Regions from separate parts of the Homo sapiens genome. Here region 2 is linked to region 1. A link is an interaction called in ENCODE POLR2A ChIA-PET data of the cell type or tissue named here. Cell type or tissue: OCI-LY7. All regions are shown on one strand.

Evidence for each region. Peaks named below come from ENCODE experiments on the same cell type or tissue, not always from the same donor. Only the 100,000 strongest peaks of a DNase experiment are listed, where the experiment ranks them.
Region 2: POLR2A ChIA-PET joins it to region 1 with 8 read pairs; 1 of 35 experiments calls an interaction of 5 or more read pairs at or near these places.

The regions. Positions count from the first base shown.
Region 1 is chr17:44,059,963-44,062,462 of GRCh38, forward strand. The region is part of intron 2 of LSM12 (LSM12 homolog); the gene reads right to left. Among named protein-coding and RNA genes, the nearest start is that of LSM12, 5.5 kb to the right of the region's middle. In OCI-LY7, no CTCF peak of the experiment used is centred here; no DNase peak of the experiment used is centred here.
Region 2 is chr17:43,131,764-43,134,263 of GRCh38, forward strand. It overlaps NBR2 (neighbor of BRCA1 lncRNA 2), which reads left to right. Exons shown (of 8, transcript NR_138145.1): 3 at 836-960; 4 at 1,193-1,374. It also overlaps a transcript of BRCA1 not described here. Among named protein-coding and RNA genes, the nearest start is that of NBR2, 7.5 kb to the left of the region's middle. In OCI-LY7, no CTCF peak of the experiment used is centred here; no DNase peak of the experiment used is centred here; H3K4me3 peaks cover 342 bases; H3K27ac peaks cover 790 bases.

The sequences.
Region 1 (2,500 bases):
GACCATCCTGGCCAACATGGTGAAACCCCGTCTCTACTAAAAATACAAAAAAATTAGCCGGACATGGTGGCGGGCGCCTGTAGTCCCAGCTACTCGGGAGGCTGAGGCAGGAGAATGGCATGAACCCGGGAGGTGGAGCTTGCAGTGAGCCGAGATGGCGCCACTGCACTCCAGCCTGGGCGACAGAGCAAGACTTCGTCTCAAAAAATAAATAAATAAAATAAAATAAATAGAGTAGGCTAGTGCTTCTCCAGACTGCAAGCAACTGAAACTTCAACAGTTTTCTTCCAGACATCCCAGAGTACATTAGTTCCCTTCCATATGCTTAAATGATCCTCCATCTTAAGAAAAACTCAAGTCCGTGATCTTAAAAATGAGACTAACTTTTCACGTCATTCATGCAACATGTTAATAGCTGCCCGAAATAGCTGTTTTCAGCAGTAGCCCAAAAGGCTCTCTCTAATTCTAAGTCAATCTCCAAAAAGGAATCGCAAAGCATCCTAAAAGGTTGATTTCAAGGGAAAGCCAATATAGCTTACTCATAAACATCTCTGCAAACGGAAGAATGAATAAACGAAATCCAAAGATAACCCTCCAACCTAATTTTAGTTTTTAGTTTCTGACTCCTCTTCCCAGCAAACCTCTTTCAAGATTTGGCAAGCAGGCCACAGAGTAAGAAAAGTAAAGATTTCTGGTGTTCCCCAAGCTATTACTTCCTGCTGCTTTCCTCAAAAACTGGGTAATCAGCTAGTTTACAACAATGCTAGTAAACAAGGAAAACCCTAAAGGCAAAGATAATCCACAAACTAACCAAGAGCTATATCTACCTGAGGTCAAACATAAGAAGAGAACTGCTTCTTAACAGCTCCTGCTTAACAGTCCCATCCACACTACCCCACCCCCTCTAAATGGTGGCACTCATTGGTCACAAGAGCCAACTTTCTAACTTCAGAAAATCACCTCTCTTTCAGATCTTTACTACTCACTAAAGATCTAGTGACAGACTTATCATACCCTATAAACACCAAAAAATAACTCAGAGCCTATTTGGTTCTTTAATACACTAGGAATAATGCTGGGCACAGTGGCTCACGCCTGTAATTCCAGCACTTTGGGAGGCTGAGGCGGGCGGATCACCTGAGGTCGGGAGTTCGAGACCAGCCTGACCAACACGGAGAAACCCCGTCTCTACTAAAAATACAAAATTAGCTGGGTGTGGCTGTGCATGCCTGTAATCCCAGCTACTCAGGAGGCTGAGGCAGGAGAATCACTTGAACCCGGGAGGCGGAGGTTGCGGTGAGCCGAGGTTGCACCATTGCACTCCAGCCTGGGCAACAAGAGCGAAACTCCATCTCAAAAAAAAAAAAAAAAAACACCAAGGAATAAATTATTTAACAAGTCTTAAAATTTCATGAGCTTATAGAAGACACTCAAAGAGCTCCTATACTCTGGTAGAAGGTATATTACTAAGCCAAGGTTTCAAAAACCTATAAGCTTCAAAGAATGGGACATCCCATACAAGACAACACCCATATGAACTCAATAGCCTTCCAAATCTGTCCCTGGCCATCACTAAAAAATGTGTGGCATTTCCCTAGAATCTGACAAGATAGGAACTCCAGATCTGAGGTAACGACATTCACTAGCCTCAGCATCAGTTACCCTCTATTATTTTAGTTGCCTAAGTGTTTCCTTGCTTTGCTGAACTGTACAGAACACACCACATTCCCAAGAGAGGCAAAGTAATACACATTATTGCAAGATTCCTCTAGAGGGAAAAACTTCCACCACATTAATTCAAGAGACTTAATGAAAAGCACCTGCTACTAAAATTGGAGGCATCTTATTCATCCAACAAATATTTATTAAATACTCTGTGCAAGGCTCTGTATATTCAATAGTAAATAAAATAGGTATGGTCCCCATCCCTGCAGAATAAAGTTTAGTGAGACAGACACTAGACAAGTAAACAACTATGGCCAGGAGCGGTGGCTCACGCCTGTAATCCCAGCACTTTGGGAGGCCGAGGCGGGCGGATCACAAAGTCAGGAGATCGAGACCGTCCTGGCTAACACAGTGAAACCCCGTCTCTACTAAAAATACAAAAAAGTTAGCCGGGCGTGGTGTCGGGCGCCTGTAGTCCCAGCTACTAGGAAGGCTGAGGCAGGAGAATGGCATGAACCCGGGAGGCGGAGCTTGCAGTGAGCTGAGATGGCGCCACTGCACTCCAGCCTGGGCGACAAAGCGAGACTCCGTCTCAAAAAAAAAAAAAAAAAAAAAAGCTATGAATAGGGTAACCTAATCTATACCTGTTGTCCCTGTGTAAAATAAAAGCATTCCCCTTTACTCTCAAAAATGTCCCAGGTTGGACTACAAATGATATGGTCACCTTAACTGTGAAGGACAAGGTACTATGAGAGAGAATAATGCAGGCAAATTACTTCAGCCTGGGTGATCAGAGAAGACTTCTTGGAAGACGTGCCATTTAACTGAGTGCTGA
Region 2 (2,500 bases), 930 kb before region 1:
CTCCTTTTCTTTCTTTGCTTTGCTTTTCTTTTTGTTTTGGGACAGAGTCTCACTCTGTCATCCAGGCTGCAGTGCAGTGGCGCAATCTCAGCTCACTGCAACCTCTGCTTCCTGGGTTGAAGCGATTCTTGTGCCTCAGCCTCCCAAGTAGCTGGGACTACAGGCATGCACCACCATGCCTGGCTAATTTTTGTATATTTGGTAGAAATGGGGTTTCACCATGTTGGCCAGGCTGGTTTTGAACTCCTGGCCTCAAGCAATCCAGCGGCCTCAGCCTCCCAAAGTTATGGGATTACAGGCATGAGCCATTGTGCCCAGCCAGGATATCATCATATTTAATCCTCACATCAACTGACATTTGCCCCAATTTACAGATGAGGAACTGAGGCACAGAGAGGTTTTGGTACTTGCCTGAGGTCACACACTCTGGGCTCTCTGCTTGGGGCTGAGGGCCAAGGGGGGTTGTGACTGACTTCTCTTTCCTGAACATCAATAAAATTCAATTTAGAAATTTCTGTCTTCAGTGCTATCTCGAGGGGCCTGTGAAAAATGCTGACTCGGTGGCAGCTGTCTTAGCCCCATACTCATTGGGTTGCCCTGAGCCCCACACTGTTTTAAGGAAGTCCCAGCAAATAATATGGGATAGAGGTGAGATCCAAACCTAAGCAGCCCTGGCTCTAAAACCCACTGAACAAAGCTGCCTCTCCAACTAGCATCAGAAAGAACTAGGTGAGAATCCTACTTCTATCACTTACTAGTTCTGTGGCTCTGGCCGCCCCCGCCCAAGTTACTTAACCTCTTTTTTTTTTTTTCCTTTTTCTTTTTCTTTTTTTAGAGACGAAGTCTCGCTCTGTCACCAGGCTGGAGTGCAGTGGCGTGATCTTGGCTCACTGCAACCTCTGCCTCCGGGTTCAAGCAATTCTCCTGCTTCAGCCTCCCGAGTAGCTTGGGACTACAGACGTGCGCAACCATGCCCAGCTAATTCTTTTTTTCTTTATTTTATTTTATTTTTTTTTTTGAGATGGAGTCTCGCTCTGTCGCCCAGGCTGGAGTGTAGTGGCGCGATCTTGGCTCACTGCAAGCTCTGCCTCCCGGGTTCACGCCATTCTCCTGCCTCAGCTTCCTGAGTAGCTTGGACTACAGGCGCCCACCAGCACGCCCAGCTAATTTTTTTTTTTCTTTGTATTTTTAGTAGAGACGGGGTTTCACTGTGTTAGCCAGGATGGTCTCGATCCCCTGACATCGTGATCCGCTGTCCTCGGTCTCCCAAAGTGCTGGGATTACAGGCGTGAGCCACCGCACCTGGTCGATTAACCTCTTTTAAGCCTGTTTTCTCATCCATACAATGGAGATAATGGCAGCACCCACTGCTTGGTAAGGAATATTAGGTGAACACAGGTGCCTATGTGGGTTCCTCCATTTTCCATAAATGTTAATTCCCTTATCCCTCATCTCCTAGGTTAGTCCCAGAGGACAGATTTGAAGTTTGAAAACAGAAAGTAACTGCCAAAAGGGATTATTTAGGGCAGAGATTGTCCCCTTTTATTATGCTTTAGGTCCTCAGTGGTGAGGGCAGGGGACAGGAGAAGTGGGATCCAGCCCAAATTCTTGGATCTCATCGTAGAGTGACTCTTTAGGGGCTTAGGATTCTGCATTTTGGACCCGTCCCCAGGGCATTCTGATGCCTGCAGTTCTCCTGTCTGGCTTTGAATAACTCTGGGTAGTGCTTTAAATCTAAGCTGACATACCAGTGGGATGTGAACTGTCCTTGCAAATGTTTTGAGCCCTTCCTGCGCTGGCCTCCAACTCTGCCTTGCTCAGTCTGTCTTTAGCTCCTTTCCATTCTGGCCTTCTCCCTTTCCTTTTTCACTTCCTTTTTTTTTTTTTTTGAGACAGGATCTCACTCTGTTACCCAGGCTGGAGTGCAGTGGCATGATCTTCGCTCACTGCAAGCTCCGCCTCCCGGGTTCAAGCAATTATCATACCTTAGCCTCCTGAGTAGCTGGGACTACAGGCGCACACCACCACACCCAGCTAATTTTTGTAGTTTTAGTAGAGATGGGGTTTCACCATGTTGGCCAGGCTGGTCTCAAACTCCTGACCTCAAGTGATCCGCCTGCCTCGGACACTCAAAGTGCTAGGATTACAGGCGTGAGCCACCACGCCCAGCCTCCTTTTTCACTTCCTACCTTCCTCCCCACCTCTGGGTGTACCCTCCCCTGAGCTCAGCCTGTATTTCTATCTGCTGGCCACTTACCAGCCAGTCCTTTCATCTACAATGCCCTTTACTCACCTAGAAAGCTCACATCAAAAGTCGCCTCCTCCAGAATACCTCTCAAGTTCTCCTCTCTGGTCCCTTGACCCTTTGCAGGTACCTTTTTTCTTGTACAAGTCACATGATAATGTAAGGGGTTTTTTTCCCCATCTAGAGCCTGCCTGGTGGGCTCATGGTCCATTTGTGGAAACATGCATTTCCCTCTCCTCCGCCCCCCTCCTTCAT